2 separate regions of the Homo sapiens genome follow, and region 1 is linked to region 2. Evidence: chromatin loops called from intact Hi-C (ENCODE). Cell type or tissue: psoas muscle. All regions are shown on one strand. Links, peaks and the distances in the headings refer to the core of each region. The heading gives the core; the rest is flanking DNA. Region 1 overlaps LOC105369506 (a long non-coding RNA gene). Region 2 overlaps CADM1 (cell adhesion molecule 1).

Region 1 (17,554 bases), core at 7,192-12,191, 390 kb before region 2:
TATATTTACTGAGAGTGCAGGCACCCTGCTGAAATATTCATCTGGGCTGGGGAGTTGGAGAGAGGAGGGACTGAAAAGCATTAGACTGACCAATTATTTCTAAAAATCCTTTGAAAAAAAGTTTAATTAGGGAAATACAGATGCTACTATGTATGTATCTATCTATCTATCCACCCCTCTGAATCCTAGTCTTTATAAAAATTCCAAGAGTCAGCAAAATAGAAGACTTGCCTCCTTTCTCAAGCCTCTCCTCAACTCTGCCCATCCCTCTGCCCGTGTCCATCCCCCATTTGACTACTGAATATTGTTCATTGGTTGCCTGGGACCTCTTTTCTTTGGGACTCGGCTCTTTCCCGCTTTCTGCATTTCCTCCTGCATCAGTGACTTTCCTGTCACCCCCTGGAGGATCTGCAGCCTCAATCCAGTCTGGAGGGATGTGGTCCAGCCCCAGGACATTCAGAGTAAGGGGCTAGGCTCTTGTATAATAATAAAGACCTTGGAAGTGGGAGGTGAGCTGGAGTATCGAGCAATTTATCCCGCACACATGTCTAACAGAACAACATCAGTCCTCTACCTCCCCCACCCATGGAAGCATCAATAACATCAATAGAGCTGCTGCCCCCAGCATCAGCCTTTCAACACGGCCATGAGAAGAAGGACAAAGAAACAGCCCCTTTTGTGGCAGAGCTGAGCTTATTGCTTGCAGTTAATGGGAGGGTAGAGGAGAGGACCAGCCATGTGGAAGGCTGAGAAATTCCAGTCACTGACAAGCAGGGCCATGGTCAGAGGAGCCAAGTGGAGCCTCAGGCTGGACATGGGCCTGGGACCATTGCAGACACTGCTGGAGGAAGGGCACACGCCTGTGGCCCAAAGGAGCAGCCGAACATCATCTCTGGGGAGACGGCCCCCAGAGAAAATCCTGTTCATATTCCCAGCAAGAAGGACCACCAGTATCTCTCCAGTTAGAGGCATGGGTTTCTTCCTAAAGATATGGATGAGGATACTTGCATTCCCAATTTCATATTTGTTTTGGAGACACTGGCCCACTGGTCCCCGGAAACTGCCATGTGCTGCCTCTCGTGTCCCTCTGACTTTGTTCTTCCCTTTGCCTGGAATGCCTGGCTTTGGGAAAGATGCCTCTGCAGGCTCTGGTTCAGGTCCATTGTCTGTGAAGCTTTGCCTGACCTTCTTTAGGGTGAGCTCTTTATCACCCCTTCTTGTGTTTCCATAGTACATTGTGTGGATTTCTGCATCACGAATCATCATATTAAATTAGAACTTTTCTTGCCTGTCACTTCCTTCGATTGTCATCTCCTTGAGGGCAGGGACCTTCTATTTTTACACCACTGGTTCCTTGTAAAGTGCCTAGCAAGTAGGTGGTGTTCAAAATCATGCCAAATAGACAGAGCAAGGCCTCTCATTTTCCCTCAGTCTTTGCCAATAAGAAATGCTTTCTTCTATGCTAAATCAATTAAGCCATGAATCAACTCTGGGTCAATGAACAAAATATTAACTTGACAGACAGGAAAAATAAGTTCAAAAGATCTATTGTACATCATGGTGACTATGGTTAACAACAATACATTGTATACTTGAAGATTGCTAAGAGAGTAGATTTTAAGTTTTCTTACCACAAAAAATAGCTATGTGAGGTAATGCATATGTTAATTAGCTTGGTTTAGCCATTCCATTTAGTACTCCCTTGGTATACGTATATTGAAATACCATGTTTATACCATAACTATATATAACTTTTTATTTGTCCATTAAAAAGATATATAAAGCACATGTATAAAAATATGAACTCAAACCATATGAAATTAGTAATATTCAACTATTTTACACCTACAAAAATGGTTATTTCCTATGCTTCAACCCACTCTCTAGCATAGACACTACCCTTACAGAGGAAAGGAATAAAAGAAAACCAGCATTTATTGAACACAGCTTTGTACCAGGCACTTTATAAACATCATCTCATTCAGTTTAATCCTCATTTACTGATGGTCCAGGAGATAAAAAATAAACATCAGAGAAACAAAATATTTAAATGCTGAGATGGGTGGTACAATGGGGCAGTGGGATGGGAAAAGAGGGTTAGTTGGCTCAGAAAGGCTTCACATCTGGGGGGCTTCAGTGAACCCTGAAGGGCCGGCCTCTTGAGGCGGCCTTGGTAAAGCCAGGCATCCCTCTCCTTTTTCCCATGACACACTCGCTCCACTTATCTCCATTATTACTCTCCTCACATGACATCCTTGCTATTAATTTACTCATCTGTTTCATTACTCCCCTCTGGGTCAAGCCCTCAAAAGCAGGGGTTGCATCTTGTTCATCTTTGTATTCCTCTGCCCGGAGCCACCTGGCAGGCATGCTGCTGTACTCAAATGTTTGCTGATGGACGAATTCAGAGAAGGCCATGCAGGGAATTCCCTACAATGAACTCAAGGACTTCTCTGAGTCAGATATGCACAAGCTCCTCAACTTCCCCACCAGGGGACTTACGCACTTACAATAAGCCCTGCTGCTCCCTGTGTCAAGATATCTTGCCCCTCGCTGTCTCTGAAGAGCCCCCTCTGGCATTAAAGCTCATCTTGACTCAGGAGTATAGGGCCTAATAGGGCTCAGCTAAGCAATAAGGAGGACAAGACCCCAGAAAGGATTACAATTCCAAACAAGGGTCAATAGACACATTCTCTTTCCATTTCCTGTTTCTCTCTCTGGTTAGCATAGTTCCTAAATAAACCCTAATGTCAGACCCTACAGTTGTCCTTCTGTAAGAAGCCAAAGGTACATTTGGGAAGACGCACACTATACTCATAATAACAGCTATCATTTACTTAGCACTCTAAGATAGGTATTTCATCCCCATTTTATAGAAGGAGAAGTTACACACCTTGCTGAAGATTACAAGCTACAATTCCAGGTGCCTCTGATTCTAAAACTCATACTCCCAATCACGAGGTTTTATCAGCACAAAACCCAGATTTTCGCTATCCCCAATTTCCCAGAATGTCTGGAATTTGACATGTCTGTCCATAGTCTCTGGTGGCCTGAGCAGCAGTCAGGGCCAGAAGTGCACCCAGGAGTCCTCCCTGCTCCTCAACCATGGGGACAAGTCAGGCAGACATTTTAGCAATCTTGGTCCTGCACCAAGCCCAGCTTTGTGCCAGGTCTCGAAGCTTTTCATTCATCATCCTCTATGAGGAATTAAATCATTGGGGTTGATTTATGAAAAAAGGAAGGAGCCTTTGCCAACAGAACCCATGCTGCTCCCTATGTCATGATATCTTCCCCCTCCCTGTCCCTGAAGAGTCCCCCAGGGATTAAAACTCATCTTGAATCTTAGACACCAACTCATTGTAGATTTAAGCACATGCCCTCCTGACCTCTAGGATTGGGTGTTTTTTTTTTTCCTCTTAATCTTTAAGGAGGCGTATCTCCAAGGGGAAGGCAGAGAGAGTTTCACAAAGAGGAGATGGAGGTGGCAGAGAGAACAAACCCTGCATATGCTAAGAGCTCTATTCCACAATTTGAGTGACAGCGAAGACACCTCTTGTCAAATTACTGCTTCAGTCAAACACAGCTAACTCTCACCAAAGTTGACAACAGAATGATTCCGTTTGAAAAAAAAAAAAAGGGTGAGAGAAGGGTGGAATTGAACCTTGGGCTATTAACAGGGTTCCCATGTGTTCTTACAGACTCTTTAAAATGCTTTGCTGTTGGTGGTTGTGGAAGATAAAGGTCCATGTTCTGTATATGCCCAAACTATTCTTTTAGTTGAAATAAGACCCCTCTGGGGAAGCTGCCATGAGGAAGCCGGGCCACCCAGGAGTTATGGAAAGCCAGTAGAAGTGGTATTCCACCACAGTTGTCTCCTGGCCCCTTACCTAGTCACAGGGTGCGTACAGAGATCTCTGTGCCTCTGGACTGGTAGTTGTAATTCAGGCAGAATAGCAGGTCATGCCCTTTCAAGATATCAGTGCTGATATGGCAGTGGAGAAACAAAAGCAGAGATTGAGTCAAGATCAGACCCTGGGGAGAGGAAGCACGTTACCAAAGCTAGTATGAATGAAAGAATGGATAAGGTAGGGTGAAAGTAAAATTGAAGCAAAGATGGGAACAGCAGATGAGTTGCCACCAAGGGTGAACTGGAGAAACAGCAGTGGGAGAAGAAATTCACACTTGGTGCCAGCAGCCTGGGATGAAGAAGTAAAGATGTCAGGCGCGGTGGCTCACGCCTGTAATCCCAGCACTTTGGGAGGCCGAGGCGGGCGGATCACGAGGTCAGGAGATCGAGACCATCTGGCTAACACGGTGAAACCCTGTCTCTACTAAACAAAATACAAAAAATTAGCCGGGCATGGTGGTGGGCGCCTGTAGTCACAGCTACTCGGGAGGCTGAGGCAGGAGAATGTCATGAACCCGGGAGGCGGAGCTTGCAGTGAGCCGAGATCGCACCACTGCACTCCAGGCTGGGCGACTGAGTGAGACTCCGTCTCAAAAAAAAGAAAAAAAGAAATAACTAAGATACGTGCTGAGCAGCTCCATATGCAGGTACAGGATTGGGATATAATGGCTTTGTAAAGTTCCATGGGCCCCCTCCCCATAGGGGTGCCTTTGGCAGATTTAAAAAGGGGTACTCAGAGCCCCGTTCCACCAGGGAATGTGTCATTCAGCCCTTGGTGAAGCAGTTCTTGCCCCGTATTAAAATTTTTATCATAATGATTGCTGATGACTCCATCAGAGCTGTCTCCTTGGGTTTTACATTTGGCCTCCTGCAAACTCTTATTTCTATATGCCCTTTAATCTGTGTCTTACTAGTCTGGACTCTGACCCCCCATCTATTCCTGACTTTACATTTTTGACTTGGTAAACTTAATTTCTAATTTCCTGCCTGTATTTATCTTTTAATAACTCTCTGCTCCCAGCTACAAATCAGCTCTTCTAGATCTAGTGTCTTTCTGGTGATTCTTCTCTTACTGCTGCTCTGGGGCCAAAATGATCACTGTAATCCTCAAGGGAAGTAGAAGCCATGTGATACCAGCCATCCACAGATGATATACCATTTCTATAAATCCAAGTTCACCAGTAAGTACTCATTATCTTACAATTATAGACAGTTGGATTTGGGAGAGGCTTCAAAAACATCTAACTTGATGCTTCCCCCATTTGGTGTGCAAATCCTCTTATATCAATTATTTCAAAATAACAAGAGCTGCCATTAATTGATTCTGCTAAACACTTTACGTATGTTATCTCATTTAGTCCTGACATCAGTTCTGTGAGGTAGATATTATTATTCTCATTTTATAGCTTAGAAAACAAAGTCTATGCTCTAACCACTACCCTGCATTGACACCACTTACTATTGGTTCTAAAGCTTCTGCTTGAATGTCTGCGGTAAAAAGGAACTTACAACCTCTTAGCATATCCTGCTTCACCTTTGCACAGCTGTGATTTTAAAAAGCACCTCTTTATGTTGAGCTGAAAACCCTCTTATAATTTTTATCCATTGCCCTGGTTTTACACACTAGTGATACAGAACAGGTCCACATCCATCCATCACATGACAGTTCTCTAAATACCACATCATGCATGTTTCTCTTGAAATTTGCAAAACATCTCTAAGTTCAATTTTTCCTCCTATGTCTGCTTTAGACGATAGCTGATTGCTTCAATTTTCCTTCAGTTGTGGTACCTTGGATAGGGCCCCAATCATTGTATTGTAAATGCAAATTATATTTTCTACTCTATTTTCTGTGTTACTACCACTTTTTTTTTCTCTCCCAGGCAAAATTTCACAGACTAAACAAAAGACATAGAAGACAAGGCCCTTGTCCACAAGTTAAAAATCTGTCATTTTCTTGGGTAAGAAAACAGTAAGGCAGTATATTTAGTAAGCTATTTATTGTTTGGAACTGACTGTAGATATGATAGAAAACCCAGCGAGAGGGAGGGTTGTCTGGAGCCATCAGGGAAGGCTTTGTGAAAGGCTTGTGGCTTAACCTGGCCTTCTGCGATGGGAAGCTTTGGGAAGAGCAGAGCAGAGAAGATTGGGTAGTAAACTGCAGGGATAAATTGCAGGTTGCATGTTGAAGGTAAAGCACAGACTGTCTTTGTATGGGTTGGGGAAATGAGGAGCGAAAGGCCAGATGGTGATGAGCATGGAGATGGGGAAATTTTGAAGAGAGAACTGAAGGATATATACATATGTGAACACAGAATCACTGAAAGAGAAGGATGTTATTTTAAGAGAATTTCGTTCAGCTCAGCCTTTCATATATCTCACCTTCACAGACCCAATATTTCTCTGCAGGGCACCTATGCTAATTTCTATCACCATTGCAATTTACTGTCTCTTTCAATCAGAATCGGTTTCTTTGGCTTTACCTTTGCCTGAATCCCACTTTACCTGGCAAGTGCTATAGTCCTACACATAGTCTCATCATTTCCTGTTGGGATTATTGCTCTGAGATACCTGCCTGTCTCCTGCCTCAGCTCCTTCCCGTGATCCCCCCATACATGTGCCAGACAAAGCACAAATCTAATTTAGCACTTCCTGCTGAGTCTCTCCCGTCGGCTCTCCATCATCTTCAGAACAAAGTTCACACTTCCTGTCCACTTCCCCAGCCTCATTTCCAGCCACTTCTCCTGTGAACTCTATGCTCAGCAGTTACCAAAAACTTTTCAGTTGCTTCATCAGACCATATTCTCTTTCACTTCTTGGCTCTCATTCTAGATGAAGCACCCTTCCCCCTGCTTGTTCATATTGCAATAATATTTTTCAAGATTCAGCTTAGTGTGGCCTCTGGGGACATTTAGTTGGCCCAATCATGATGAATTAGGTGCCCCTTCACTTCCAGATCATCTTGTGGCATGTCCTGAGTGCTCAGTATACTGGGTGTGAATGTGTACCTACCACACCAGGCAAGAAGCAATAGAAACCAACTAGACTATCTTATCTTTATTGCAAAGCTATCAGACTTGCAGAATCCAAGCTGGAGAACCAGGCTTGAAAAATAAACAGGTATCAGATGAAACATAGAAGTTTGGCTGCAGGGACCACAGTAAAGGCTGTGCTGTAGGTGCAATCTGTCTGTTCTGTATGCAGCTACTACTGCAGGGAGGAATTTGACCTCCAAATGTTCCTATCATAGAATAGGAAATTCCCACTCATGGGGAATCTTTAAATTAGGGGATCTTTGTGTTCTATTCTTCCCAAGTCTTCTGCCTTCTTAGTTTACATAATCATAGTCTTCCTTCAGGCAAGGGGATGGATGAATTGCACCCCCGCCCCCCCCAACCCCATCCTGAGGAGTAACTCATTCTCAGCTGTGAACCATGAAAGCTCAGGAGGCAAATTAACTGCTTTGGAACTATCCTTCCAACTCACAGAATAGTTCAGAGAAAGCTCAATGGGAACCTGTCAGAGTAAACAACAAGATGATGCCTAAAAAACAATTTCCAGCATTTTGTGGCTAATAATAATTGCTAACTTAAGTGTTCTGAAGCTTTAATTGGGTAGGTCTGTAATCAATGGTAGTTTTTGCCCTAAGGTAGGAGAAGGCTGAGTGACAGAGATAAATAGCACGCCTCTGTATATTGACAATCCTGGGAGGTGAAGGAAGCAAGAGAAAGCCTTCCCAGTTTGCAAGTGGTTGGAGAAGGGATGTGAAGGAAGGCTGGATCTAGACTTTGCAGATGAGCACAGGGAAAGACTCTAGGAATTTCAGAGATGGGATTCATTTTTCAGTAGGGATTGGCTACCCTCCTGCATTCAGCTTCCCTATTCCTCAACTGGTTTCCCAGTCAGCTCTCCAAGGCTTGGCTCAAAACAGATCTCTTTCAGGGTTATGGGGTTTCAACTTTCCAAAATAATCCTAACACAATAGGATCCTGCCTATACAACTTCATTTGGTCCTTGAATGCATGATACCCAGTTTCCAACTTTGGATTAACTCTTTATTCATCTCTCCCCGTCTGTTTAGTCCCTGTTGCCCATCCTTGCTTTGGTATTCTGATAATAGCATTCACATCCTGGAGAGACTCCACCCTGCCAGGACATGAGTTCATGTCCACTCATCAGTTGGCATTCAACACAACCCCTGAGGGAAACCACTCTTTTCCAGTTAGGATGGTGCCCTTGCTGGCAAATTGTTCTATCTATCTCTGGCCACCATGCACCTGTGCATGTCTTACATTCAACTTAGGGTGAAAGACTGCAATGATAGCACCTAAGTCTGCTCAGCCAGCCTAGGACCAAACCCTGGAATTCACTAATGAATTTTCAAAAGGGGCTAAGGCCATAACTTCTCCCCAGGGATAGGTTCACCGTGGGTAGAGGAGGAAGTTGCTTATATGGTATGATTTGCCTGGTACCAGGTAGATCCACCCTATCCCAAAACAGCTCTCTCACACTCCTATTCAGTACCTAGAATTCCCCTATCAGCCATGGGAAACTGTGGTGTTGTAGGAGAAAGGACATAGGACTTGGATTTAAAAGATACACCATCTTTGATGCCTTGTTCTGTCCAATCTGTTTGCTGGGCAGATTCTCAAGCTTTCTGAGCCCCAGTTTATTGTAGGAAGCAAATAAAAATAACATAAAAGCTTTTTGCATTTAAAAAATTTATTTTAGATTCAGGGTATACATGTAGAGATTTGTTACACTGATATATTGCATAATGATGGGGTCTGGGCTTGTAGTATAAATCTTAAAGCTCTGTTCGCATATTAATTATTGTTGCTCTTTATTCAGTCCTTGAAGAATTTTTTATTTTCCAAAACCAAGTTTTAATTTCAAATATCCATGGGAGGAGTAAACTTTTATGTATATTATTATAGCTAAAACCTTGGAGCTTAGAAACTGAAAATAAGTATCAGAGAAAGACCTAGAGTGATACCCTTAGACACATGTAGAAGCTACTGAGATAAAGTGGTTAACTGTTTCCTCTGAAATTCAAAAAAAAATCTCTTGCAACCCCCTTTCTGTGTCCAATATGTAATAATAGTAAACCAAAGGCATAGTGAATCACCCACTTGAATACAATTTCTGTTGATTTACTTATCTAGCAAATATCCCACAAGAACCTAATGAGTGCCAGGCTTTCTGCTGCTTTCTGGGAATGTAAAGATGAACACATTCCTGGTCCCTGCCTTCACAGACCAAACAGTCTATAGGCAGAAACAGACATGTAACTAACCAATCCCAACATAGAGTGATGAGTGCTCAGATGAGCAAAGTGCTGTGTGAGATGTGTACCATTGGAATTGCTGGAGGAAGGCTAAGAGCTGTTGAGCAGGTTAGGCAGAGCACTGGTGGGAAAGGAGTTAAAGTTTTCCAGGCAGATGGAAAAGTATGGTGAGTCTGCAGGGGACTGAAATATGATTTGTTTGGAAAATTTTAAAAAGTTCAGTATAGATGAAGCACAGAAAGCTGGAGATGTAAACGGAATCTGTGTTAATAGGGATCCGTGTGCCACAATAAGAAAGTTGGCCTTTAGGCAGGAAGCAATGGGTCATGGAAAGGTTTCCTGTAGGAGACTGGTATTCAGTATCGCATGACTCACGGTGTATTAAAATAAATCTTGATGTGACTGATCTCCCTCCTCACCCAACTAGGCTATGGGTTCCATGGGAGCTGGATAATGTCACATTAATCACTATATCCCAAGTGCCTAGCATACAGCAGACAGTGTCCCTCCTCTTAACTTCCTGGAACTGCTCTTGAAATAAACTGACATGAAATTAGAAAGGTGAAACGAGAGTTTAGTGGAAACCAGGAGGTGGCCTACCGTGTCTCTTTTAGCTGACACCCCACCTTCTTCTATTTTCTCTCCTTCTGGGCCCACAGCCCAGCAGAACAGCCTCAGACTTCTCAAGGAGATGCTTAAATAAGGGTTAGTAAGGTAGCTTCCGCCAGGTCACGAGGTCCTCAGTTCACAGCAGGCATTTTGGCACCCCTCCCTCCTGTATTTATGGCACGTGGAGCTCCTCAGGCTCAGCACCCTTTCCCTCCAAGCACACACTCATTCTCAACACATGTTGTCTCAGCAGAGCTTCCCTGGCAGCTACCATCTATTAACCAGAGTTTGCTCTTGAGATGAAATCTATTTGCTGTGCCAGAGCTAAATGAATTCCATGAACCTTTCAAGTGAGCCATAAGACAGGGAAGACATTTCATTCCAGCAACTTTATTAGATGGTGTCCGTGAACTTTGGGACGAATAATGCTTATATTATAATACTGTGGTTGAAGATTTTCATACTAAAACAATCTTCATGTGAAGTTCTGAGGCCCACATCCTTGAGCAGCTAGTGTCAGAACTAGACAAGTCACTTAAAGTAATTGCTTCTGGGCCAAGGCTCGGATCTCCTCTTTGATGTCTGAAACAGCCAATATTTTGTCTGTCTGTGTAGAAACCATGGTTAAACTGAGAAACAATCTAAACCGAAGTTAAATTGGCTATCAGACTGCAATTGTGCCCAGATCCTTCTATTTCTTTAGGTCTTGCTTCTGCTTATATTTCCCTTATTTATATATATATCTAAAAGAGAATACTGCTCTAACATACATTTGTGTTTTAATAAAAACCTATTTCACTAGGAAAATGTCAAGCAATATTTGAATCTTGTGTATTTAGCTCTGAGATTTTTAATGATAAATGGCAGCACAAAAACCCCAAAATTTCTGTCACCAACAGGTAACAGTTACCTGAATTGCAGCTACTGTCCCCAGGAAAATTGGACAAACTTTTAATGACCTGCCCTGTAATCTTCATCTCTTTCTCTCTTTGGGCTCCTCCTTCCCTCTGTTTCTTTCTTTTCTCCCTTCCCTTCCCTTTTCTTCTTTCCAGAGTCTTGCTCTGACACCCAGGCTGGAGTGCAGCAATCTTAGCTCACTGCAATCTCTGCCTCTAGGGTTCAAGTGATTCTTCTGCCTCAGCCTCCTCAGTAGCTGGGATTACAGGCACATGCCACCATGCCTGGCTAATTTTTGTATTTTTAGTACAGACGGGGTTTCACCCTGTTGGTCAGGCTGGTCTTGAACTCCTGACCTCGTGATCCTCCCGCCTTGGCCTCCCAAAGTGCTGGGATTACAGGCGTGAGCCACTGCACCCGGCCGGGACTCTTTCTTTTTCTGCCTTTTGCTACTTTTCATAGTTAATAAACCATATCTCTTTCATGGCTCTCCAGTTTGCCCCTGTCTCTAAGTTTCTTTGTGTTGCTCTAGTCTTTGTTAACATTTCATCTAGTCCCTTGATCTTCCTGTCTTGACTGTGTCCATCTCTTTCAATCTGTACCTTCCCAGGCCCGGGTTCTGTCTGCACCTCCTGGCTGCCCCTCCCTCAAAGGTGGAGAGCCGTGAAAGCTGCCTCACGCGCTTTCTCCACACTGTCGTATAGCAGGCGTGGACTCCTTGCCGCTCTCACTAGAAGTAGCTTTTGCCTTTTGTTGCCAAATCAGAATGTTCTCAGCAGTGAAAATGTGGCTTATGAAAGCAAGTGCCTTGCAATTAAATAAATGGGTAATTTCAGTGTTTTTATTTTTATTTTTCTACCTAAGGATTTCCTTAGTAACAGGAGGGAACAGATAATAGTTCTTTAATTCCTATTGATAGAGAAGAGAAAATAAGTTAGTCTATCTTTAGGTTTTATTTGGGTATTTGTGATAATTAATAAGAAGAAAAGGAAACATCTGTCCTACAAATGGAGAAGATGAGAGGCAATGAAGCAAAAAAAAAAAAAAAAAAAAAAAATTGGTGGCATCAGTTAAGACTGCTGGGAAAAGATAAGGTTGGCAAAAATGCTGGCTGAGTTATCGTTTGGAGAAGAGTTAAGGAAAATAAGAGTTTCATCAAATATATCAGAGAATGGAGTGGTCCTGAGGAGGCAGGCCCACAGATAAATGAGATGGTGATGAAGTGTGACCATTATAAGCCAGTGGGCACTTTGAGGGGAGAAGGAGCCAAGGAGGAAACAGAGAGATTCCAAATCAAGACAAAGCAGCAGTCAGCCCGACAAGGAGACCCCCTGGGTGGGAAGGAGACTTGCCGATGTGTTCTGTGCACTGCTTACAATCATTCTTCCAGGCCTGTGAGGCAGAAGGGGGAGAGCAGAGGCTGCACCCGTTTAAACAGCAACAAGGAAGTGTGAGGCAAGCCTCAGTGCCAGAGCTTCAACAGAGGAATCTGCAGCCAGAGGGAGCATCTATACACATTGAGAGGACAAAGGGCTCCGGAATGACAAGCCTAGAGAGTTCATCTCATGACCGGCGGTGTTAACAGTTCCCCTCCCTCCCTTCATCTCACCCTCCCTCCCTTTCTTCCTTTTCTCTTTCTCTTTATCCTTCCTTCTCTCTGCACTCCCTCCCTCCCGTCTTCATCCGTTTTCTCTCCTTCTTCCTCTGTCTCCCTCCTCCCTCTCCCTCTTTCTTTCTAGGTAGTGTTTCTAAGGAAATATAACACAAGCTTCTTGGTCTGTGACTTCCGGCTATTTGGATCCAATGCAATTGTGCCTAGATCCTTCTATTTCTTTCCAACATTCTTCCAAATGTTCGTAGGTTTAAAATTATTTTCATTGGTCCTACTTATGGGAACAATTCTTATTAGTTCACAGCAGTACAGAACAAACAGCATCTTTACCCCCAAAATTGCAAGCTTCTTGGATGAGCTGACATTTGTCTCTGGGAATAAGGGGTTAACCAATCTAAAAATAATTAAACCTCACATGCACATGATATAATTTTTCTTACTCAAAATGCCTTTATAATGTCTCAACATCACTGTGAGATGCTTGAGCAGATATTTTTGTTTCTTCTAAAGCTACGCTACAATAAAATGTAAGGTAGTAGCGAAGGTTAGACTCTTGACATTCTTTGATTATTCAAACTGTTTGTTAAACTGATTTTTTTTGCTTTTCCTGTAAAGTGCCTTTTGAGTCGTATTTTATGCTGTTGTTGTTAGCAGTGAAGTTTCTATCTAGCAAGATATCTGCAAACCTCGTACCTAGTAAGAAGTAGAGTGTTGAATTTGTTAAATATTTATCTTTCATATTCTAGCATTATATTTACTTTCCAGAGATAGTGTGATGTCATGAATAAATACTGACATTGGAATCAGAACTCCCAAGTTCAAGTTCAAAGCCCACCAATTTTACTTACTGTGTAATCTTGGACAAATTGTGTAATCTCTCTTGGTCTGTTTATAACACTGTTTAAAAGAAGATAAAGATACCCACCTCACAGGATTTCTGTGGGGATTAAATCTGACTAATGCAAAAATCTTGTGTCTAGAATGTAGTAAATGCTCAATAAACAAGTATCATTGTTGCTGCTGTTGTTGCTACTGTTACAGCATTCAACACAACTTTATAATCTATTAAGTTCTAAACTATGACAATTACTGATTAGTATGTGAAATTATAAGAAACTATTTTGTAGCTCTTGCGATCTCCTTTATTTGCAAATGAGAGAAACCCAGCTATATGACTTTTATTCATTCAACAAACACTGAGCACTTCTCTTTGCCAGAAGCTATTCTAGATGCTGAGGTTAACAGTAGTGAAAACACAAAGTCCCTTGTTTTATGGTGCTTACATTCTAGTAGAAAGAGAGAAAATATAAAGAAAAAAGGAAAAGAGAATATCAGATTGTGATAAGATACTTAACCTAGTATATAGATTGTTACTAAAGAATCAGAGATAACTTAGATTTAGGGGAGAGAGAAGTCTTCTCTGAGGCATTGGAATGATGAAAAGAAACCAGTTGTGCAAACATTCTGGGCAGAGATGAGCAAATGCAAGGCCTTAAGGCAGACAGCAAATTTGACAGTTTCAAGGAAAGAAGACTTAATGAAGGAAGAAGATGAGTTGGAGAGATGGACAGGGGACAGATCATAGAGTCTTGTAGACCATGATAAGAAGCCTGGATTTTATTAATTATTGTAAAAGCAATTGTAGAAAGTTAAGCATGGGAATGGCATTAACTCATTCAGATTCTTAAAAGAGTGCCCTATGTGCTGCGTGGAGTTGGAGAATATGTTATAGGTTGTCAAGAGTAAAAGCAAGGAGACCAGTTAGGAAGCTGTTGTGATAGACCAGGATGTGAAGAAAAGGAGAAGAAAAGGAGTAGGCAGATGGGAGATTTATTTTAGAGGAAAAACCAGCAGGATTTGGTGATAGATTGGATGTTGGAGGTGCAAAATAGGGACGAGTCAGGTTTCTGGACTGAACCATGAAATATGCAATTGGTGGTACTATTTACTGAGATGGGAAAGCCCAGGTTAGGGGGTAGGGGCAGAGAGGAGAGGAGAGGGATGAGTGTTGTGTTGGACAAGTCAGATCAAAATGACTACCAGACAGCGGAGAGGCATTGTTGATCAGGCAGCCAGATCTATGGGTGTAGAGGTAAGGGCTACACTTATAAATTTACAAGCCATCAACATAAGTGGTATTTAAAACCATGAGACTAGATGAGATCACCAAGAGAGTGAATAGATAAAGACAAGAAAATGGCTTGGGACTGAACCTTGGGGATGCCAAGATTTAAACGTCATTTAGAAGAGGACGATCCTGGAATAAAAGGCAATTCATTAGCCCAATAAACAACCCAGATTTGGCAAGAGTGGGTCTGACCTCAGGGACAACAACACTCAGGGTCTACAGTGCCATTGGAGTGCTGCCGTCTTTCTTTGCCACTCTGGGTTCTCCCTCACTGTCTCTCCCCGTCAATCTTTCAACTCAGTCTAATTCCATCTGTAGTCTTCATTACAGAATTTTTCTATTTGAAGGAAACATAGCCACAGGCAGCTCTGAATTTCATCTTAGAAAAAGTCTTCCTCCCAACTTAAGTGTGAAATATCCTACAGAAGATCACTGATTTGTCCGGGTTTGGGTCACAAGCCCATCCTTGGAACCAGTCACAGGCCAGGAGAACAGAATAACACAGTTGATTGGCCCAGCCTGGTTATGTGCTTCCTGGGGTCTAGCGTGGACTTTCTTATTAGAGGAAAGTAGCACACTTGCAGTTGCTGATGGAATCATTGAGCTAGACAGTCTTTTATTTTTTTTAATAATTATTTTTTTCTTTGTTCACTGCATATCAACACCTGTGATACGCAGCCTTTTGAAATTTGAGTCTAATTCCTAATTGTAAACTTGATGTGTCTGTCTATATCTCCAAGTACAGTATGACATGACATGATGCCGTGGGGTTTTAGTTCTTCCTCTTGTTTGATATCTTTAATCAAGTTTAAATAAATACACTTTTGCTTATCTAAAGTTGAGATTGATGTACTCAACAATTATACTGGAAAGTAAAATGAGTCATGGAAATAAAAAAGATAATTAAAAAAAAACGGAGAATTAGGAACCTTCTGCAGACATGAAACCATCTGATTCCAGGGGTGATGTGTTTACAGAGAGGCCGTGGTGAAGCAGGGCCCGCAGGTCCCCAGGGTGTGAGATCAGCATCTCTCAAGGAAGATCAGACGACTGCTTCTCCACCAACCTGTCTACTCAGCGCTCTCCTGCCTGCAACAGGCTCAGCCAAGGCCAGAGGCAGGGGCCACACGGCCTTTGTCAATTGTTCTGTACACTCAGTAATTGCCTTTTTGATTCCAGCCTGGGCCTGTTCCCATTTGTTTTACCCCTGTGCAGAAAAAATAATGAAAGAATTTATTTCTAAACCTACACACTTCAGGGGACTAAGAAAAACTGACAACCCGAACTTACTAACTAAAAAATGAGGATGTGGATAGCACATTTTATAATAGTGACAGTTGGCCTATTTAAGATGCACACTTCAGTCGCTGTATTAGTCTGTTCTGGTGGCTATAACAAGATACCTTAGACTGGGTAACTTATAAACAGCAGAAATTTATTTCTCACAGTTCTGGAGGCTGAGAAGCCTGAGACCAAGGCACTGGTGGTATCTGGTGAGGGTTCTTTTCCTCATAGATGGTGCCTTATAGCTGTGTCATTAAAAGGTAGAAGAGGCAAACAAACTCCCTCAGGTCTCTCTCTCTCTCTTTTTTTTTTTGAGATGGAGTCTCACTCTGTTGCCAGGCTGGAGCACAGTGGCACAATCTGGGTTCACTGCAACCTCCACCTCCTGGGTTCAAGCAATTCTCCTGCCTCAGCCTCCCGAGTAGCTGGGACTACAGGTGTGTGCCACCACGCCTGACTCATTTTTTGTATTTTTTCAGTAGAGATGGAGTTTCACCATGTTGGCCAGGATGGTCTCAAACTCCAGACCTCGTGATCCGCCCACCTCGGCCTCCCAAAATGCTGCGATTACAGGCATGAGCCACCATGCCCGCCCCCCTCAGGTCTCTTGTATAAGGGCACTAATCTCATTCATGAGGGCTCCATCCTCATGATCTAATCACCCCCCAAAGGTCCTCCATTTAAAACTGTAACATTGAGAATTAGGCTTCAAAATATGAGTTATGGGGGAACAAAACATTCAGACCATAGCAGTCCTCCTCTATATCTACTCTACAAAAGGGCAGTTTCAAAGGTATTCAACAGGCTGTCCCTGCAATGCACCTGACTGCAGTCTGCAGCCTCTAAGACTGCTCAGTCAGGTTGTTGTTTAAAGGTACTCCCTTTTAACTTTCCCAAAGGAAGCTCATCAAGTATCAGGGAAGATTTCTAACCACTCCATTTCCCTCTGCTCCCTATTCCCATAGTCTGTACTGGAGAGTGTGGCCTCAAGGTTAAGAGATTTGCTCTGGGATTTGCCAAGGTCTATGGTTTTGTCCCTTTATAGCCTTCACTCAGGAAACTGTGTTATCATCTCCAGCTAGATTCTATGGTCTGCAGTCTTATCTTTAAGGAACATGAAATGATCAAATCCTTGCCTACCAAGAGGCTGAAGAGGACAACATCAATAGACAATTAACTTGCCATTCATTGTGGACTGTCTGTTCACCATAAAGCAATCACATTTTATGAGTGCAGAGGCTGGTTTTTGGTTTCTGTTCATTTTGGGTTTGGGTGTTATTTCTTTTGTTTTTGTGTGAGTGTATTTGCATTGTCACTTTTTATTTGCCCCTTAAAATGATTGGTCTTAGAGAGAAGTCTTCATTTTTGTCTACATAGTAGAATCAAGATAAGGAATAAGAACCAGCTTAGATTGGGGTCAGCAAGAAAATTACTGAGTGAGTTGCTTTGTAGCTCTTCTTCCTTCTTTAACAAAGTTTAATATTGTTGTGTCCTTGTAGGAAAATGCCCCAGACCTGAGATGTGGCTGGAGGAGGAAGACCAGGGCTTCCTGAACAAAGGCTTCAGATGGAAAGAACCACAGATCTTGGCAAACTCCACACTCTGTAGACTACTATCCAGATCCTATGGATTAGATTCATGGATGCTGAAGGAATTTGAAAATGTAATTTCCCTTATGAAACTCCCAGGGGATGTTTTCTCTTTAGAGTATATTTCTATCTTCTTCTTCTTTGGAGTGGGGGTCTAAGGAAGATTTCTCTCTTGTAGCTGCTAAGGAGGTAGTCAGATTAGGTACAATCAGAGCTCACTCCTTAAATGTAAGACAAAATG
Region 2 (5,000 bases), core at 1-5,000:
TGAGCCACAGATCCTGGTCCTGCAGGGTGCAGACCCCTTCTTCAGGTCCCATGAAGTGCTGGCTTTCCTGGGGACATTCTCTTCAGATTCCCGGCTCATTTTCTGAATCGGGCAGGCAACGAAACCAGAGGCAGATTCTACAGCTGCCCCTAGCTTGTCAATTGAAAAATAAATGTGGGAGTGGAAAGCACTTTTAAACATGCCTGATGCTCAGGCATATGGACATCACTTCGGTTTAGAAAGCCATGTTTTCTTGTTCCCTAAGAGGCTACAAGTGTTCCTCTTACTAGTAACAAGTGTAAGAGTGTTTCTTTTCTGGGACTAAGCCCTGCCCCATCATCCTGAAAAGTAAAGCCATGTTTTTGCTTGGTGAATGGTTCCAGCATAAAGGTTATTCCAGCCTCAGTGAACCAAGCATGATTGCATAACACAGTTCAACTGGAGTTAAGAATCTCATCCAAATTATTTCACATGTGACCTCAGGTGAATTAGGCCTAGTCCTTGAATGATTCTGACTTGCAGATGAACCCTGTAAAGGTTATTGTGTATCGCTGTGTCACCCTTCACTCCTCCTCAGAGGTAGAAAGCTTGGTGTCCTTTTGGCAAAAAGACTGACCTTGGACTCTGTAGTCGAGGGCTTCAGGGCGGGCAGGCAGCAGTTGCAGGGAGGTGTTCCTGACAGCTCACAGTTGTGGTACAACCCTCCCTGCCTGTCGTGTCCCATCCCGCAGCCACTTCCATGGCTCTAAGTGTGACAGATAAATCATGAGGTGTTTAGTATTCGTGAGTTAGCTTTTCTTTTGGCAAAAAGCTGAAACAACTTGGCTCCAGGTGAGAGTTTACCAGCTGCTTGCAGAATGTTAAGTTGGCCACTACTGCTTGGGTCACAGCTTCAACAACCCTGGGCTCGCTTTAGCATCTTAGAAATTGCGGGACAGAGAAATCTCAAAGAAACTCCCAAGAGTGATGCCCCAAACTGCTCAGATTTCTTTACCTTGGGCCAGTTGACCTGGCCCGATCCATTCCTCATGGGCAATAAGAAGGGGAAGTTCTAAAGGCAGTAGTTCCCCAGGGCGTGACAAGAAAGGTGACTGCTAGTGGAACTTCAGTCTCCTTTCCCCTCCTTCTAGGAGACTTTTCTTTCTCTACTTGTTTTCATTCCTCAAACTCCTTGCCAGAGTCGTCTTAAACGCAGCACTCTGGCAGCCATGCTGCCTGTATTAAACAGGGCTCTGCAAGAGATCCTGGTTTCTATGGCTACTTTACCACCTGGCATGAGATGTGTAGCATAAACCGCCATGCAAATGCCATAATCATGGATCTGTGATAAGCCTAGAAGGCTCTGCTGCCAAAGTGGGGATCCATGGATAACTGGAGAGTGGCTAGTACATCCTAGACAAGCTCCTGGCAAATAGGGACTTTGGCAGAAGGACTCACTGAGCAGAACCTTCACTGCAACTGCTGCCTGCCCACCCTGAAGCCCTCGGCTACACAGAGTCCAAGGTCAGTCTTTTTGCCAAAAGGACACCAAGATTTCTACCTCTGAGAAGGAGTGAAGGGTGACACAATGATACACAATAAAGTATGCAGCATGAGGCATGACAGCCACATTGCACTGGGTCACCCTCACATCTCAAACATCCCTGGCTCAGGCTGTAAGGCACATTTAGCAACATGGCGCTTAAACGCACACTTTAACTCTTTTCATAGGTCATAAACTACCTCAGCTCTCATTTTTACGTTTAAGCCATGGGGAGGTTCTAACGGTATTAGTCTTCCTACTTCTGTTTAGGGACAGTTCAGATGCTCAGCGTTCTGTGCTTCCCCCATCCGTGGATGACTGGAGGAAAAGAATTGTTGCGGACTTTTTTGCAACAGTTCTGTCACGTGGCTCAGTTTTAGTTCCTTTCCTGGGTGGAGATCTTGCTGGACAAGTCAGTTTAATTACAAACTCTCAGAATCGGTGTTTGTAATGGAAATGCTGCCTCCAGCTTCCTAGGGTTGTAGGGATTAGTCTATTTCAGAGAAAGCTTAGTGACTATGATGTCATTTGTTACTTCTTGCTAGGAAGAAAGAAAAAGCCTGGTAGTGGATTTCCCAAATCTGAAGCAAAACCATAATCTGACCTAAAAAAAAAATGACACTTAAGAAAACCTGGCACCATCTGAAAAATGTAGCTACCCATTCTCATCATCTATTGTAGCTCCCGTCCATGGCAACAAAAATAAGTGTGCATTTTAAAAAGCACAACTTTATTACTGAAGGGGAACAAACTGAATGGCATGCGCTGACAAAATGCCACATTATTTGCTAATCCTAATATGTTATTCTTCTTTAAGATTTGCTTTTCTCAGCACCAATTCAATTATAGATGCTACAAATCCTTCTGACATTTAATTCCCTCTTGTCAGAGAGTAGTAAATGTATACAGTACATGCACAGCTTTCCCATTAAGATGTTAATATATATTGGAGCACACTAGCCTTTATGCAGCATAACCTTTCTTTTCTGTCTTCTTAGAAAGTGGACGAGAAGGAATAAACGTAAAGCAAGAAAATCATGAAGACTCCCATATAGCATCCCAGGCATCTACTACTACACGTCAGCTGCATTCAATTCTAGCAATGTAACTGCATCTATACTAACGTTTCAAAGGAGCTATGTTAAGCTACTTAAAGGAAAACTGCAGTGATCATCCTCATGGTGCCACCCAGAGCTCAGTATGTGTTCATTTAAATTAGAAGTACTGCACACAGATTTTGGCTGTACCTTGTCACTACTCAAATGATCAGGACTCAGGGCTCTCTTAGACTATCACTGGCTACATTGCTTTCCAGAAACAGGCCTGAACAGGGGACGAGCTAGGAGCTCATCTCCTGCATGGTCCATTGGAAAGAGCACTGGACTTGCTGTCATTTCTGGGACAGAACTTGAGCTTCATTACTTTTCTCTGTGACTTCAGGCAGGTCAATGAGGCACTCTGAGCCACTGAGTACAATTACGTACTTCACAGGGTCACTTTGAGAGGCCACTGTTTTCATTTCCTGAGCCAAATGAAAGTGCCTATTTGGCTCAGGGCTTGGAGTATCATAGGGACCTGGTGTTTGCCAAATTCAAATCTCCTGTATTAGAGCCTAAGGAGGGCTTTTCCAGTTCTTATCACCGACCCAAGGCAAATAATTACCAGTTCGTTAGGGGTAAGCGTGGTACTGCATACTCAGCATTGCCCACACATGGTAAGATGCCCAATAAACACTTACTGAGTTGAAGTCACCAAGTTCTTTTCATTTATACAGAATTGACAAACTGTGTAACTAATGGCTTAGCTGTCCTTTATGAAGGTCAAGGCTGTGGGCCTGGCAGGTGAAGGCCGTCTGATTCAGGTTTCGATTCGGGTGTACCATTTGAGTATCAGGATATTAAATACTATTGTAGCTAAATATGAAAACAAGTGTTTTGGGTTTTTTCTTGTTGATTTTTTCCCCTCTCAAATTCCTTGATTTAGTTAATTTAACCATGAGTGGAAATGACTTGATCCAACAGGATGCAAGATTTCTCCCAAGGCATTTAACACCGCCAGAGACACCAGAAGTCGTGCTTGAGTCCACTCTGTTCATCTCATGATAGCACAGATTTAGAAATGTGATCATCTTTTCCATTTTAAGCAACAGGAAGGCACTGAGGATGACACCAGAGTTTCCCTTAAAGGAATATACGCCTGATAAACAGGACAGTTGTCGAGTATTTCCAAACATACATTTCCCACTAGAATCTCTCTCTGGAGAAAGATGCTTCAGTGGACCTCAGGCATTTGGGGGTGTGAGGAGGATGGATTAATGAATATGGTGAAGTCACCCCAAAGCAGTGTCCAACCTGTAGAACTAGAATTCACACTCACCGTGGCCTGCCAACTTTTTAACTTTGGAAGAAAAGTTCCCGTTTGATGGTCTCCTCCCTTCCCACGGTGGAAACAGGAGCATGTTGGATTATGAGAAAGACCAGCAGCAGGATGCAGTTCAAACACATCGTGGGGAAGTCGTGGGTGAGCTGGCATGGACCCAATGTGATTTCTTCAGTCTACTGCCTTGTATGAAACTCAGTTTTAAAAGGGAATTGATGTGGTTTAACCTTTTCCAGCCATCACTTTCCCATGGCACTTAGGGTCACCTCCCAGGGGAAACTGATCCCATAATTTAGGGGAATCAGTGGGACAACAGTACTAAACTACTGAAGCAGAGTTTAGGTCTTCTTTGAGGAGAAAGAGCTTGATTTGATGCTGGGAAAAAAAATCTTCCCAGGTTAGTCAGCACATTGCTCTATGCCTGATGGGCTGCAGAGAGCCTGACTTTTCCCTCATTCCCCGGGTGCGCACAGTGAATTGAAAAGGGTCAAGAGGATTACCAAAGGCTCCAGCACACAGGAAGCTGTGGATTTCATAGGGGGAAAGGTGGCCCCTGCAAACCAAAGTCCTCTATTTCCTCTAGAGCCAGGAAGACCCATGCTTCGCTTCTCACTGTCTCCTAAGCAAACCGTTTAGCCGTTTGGGTCCCAGTTTCCTCATTTATAAATGGAGACCAAGAGCCCTTCCTTAACAATCTCAGGAGATTTTCATGAAAATCTTCTATTATCTGGCTCATTCTCATCTATCTGGGTCTTCCTGTCCCAATGGCCTTCCCTGGTAAACTTTTCTAAACTGACCTCCACCTTCTTCCAGCCCCAGCCCTCACTTCCACTTTATCCGGTTTTATTGTTTCACAGCATTTGTCACTGTCCAAGATTAACTCGTGTTTTGGGTCTGTCTCCCTCAGTAGGGTGTCGCGGTAGGAGAGCAGGGGCCCTGGCTCCTGGACGCCATGGCAGCTCCAGCTCCTGTTGGTCTTGTTCACTGCAGCATCCCTGGTGCCCAGCCCAGAGCCCAGCACAAGGATCTCAAATAATTTTGTTGAATGAATAAAGATCAAACGAAGTAATATGTGTGAAAGAGCTTTCTAAGTTACAAA

What was found. A loop is a pair of places that touch in the nucleus more often than their neighbours do. Peaks named below come from ENCODE experiments on the same cell type or tissue, not always from the same donor. Only the 100,000 strongest peaks of a DNase experiment are listed, where the experiment ranks them.
Region 1: a loop joins it to region 2, with 2.4 times the contacts of the local background. A loop is called at or near these places in 1 of 110 quality-filtered maps.

Annotation. Positions count from the first base shown.
Region 1 is chr11:114,787,559-114,805,112 of GRCh38, forward strand. All of the region lies in intron 1 of LOC105369506 (a long non-coding RNA gene), which reads right to left. It also overlaps a transcript of NXPE2 not described here. Among named protein-coding and RNA genes, the nearest start is that of NXPE2, 120 kb to the left of the region's middle. In psoas muscle, for the core only: no CTCF peak of the experiment used is centred there; a DNase peak (open chromatin) is centred at 9,933; H3K4me3 peaks cover 495 bases; H3K27ac peaks cover 3,696 bases.
Region 2 is chr11:115,182,073-115,187,072 of GRCh38, forward strand. The region is part of intron 10 of CADM1 (cell adhesion molecule 1); the gene reads right to left. Among named protein-coding and RNA genes, the nearest start is that of CADM1-AS1, 210 kb to the right of the region's middle. In psoas muscle, for the core only: no CTCF peak of the experiment used is centred there; no DNase peak of the experiment used is centred there; H3K4me3 peaks cover 1,559 bases; H3K27ac peaks cover 4,031 bases.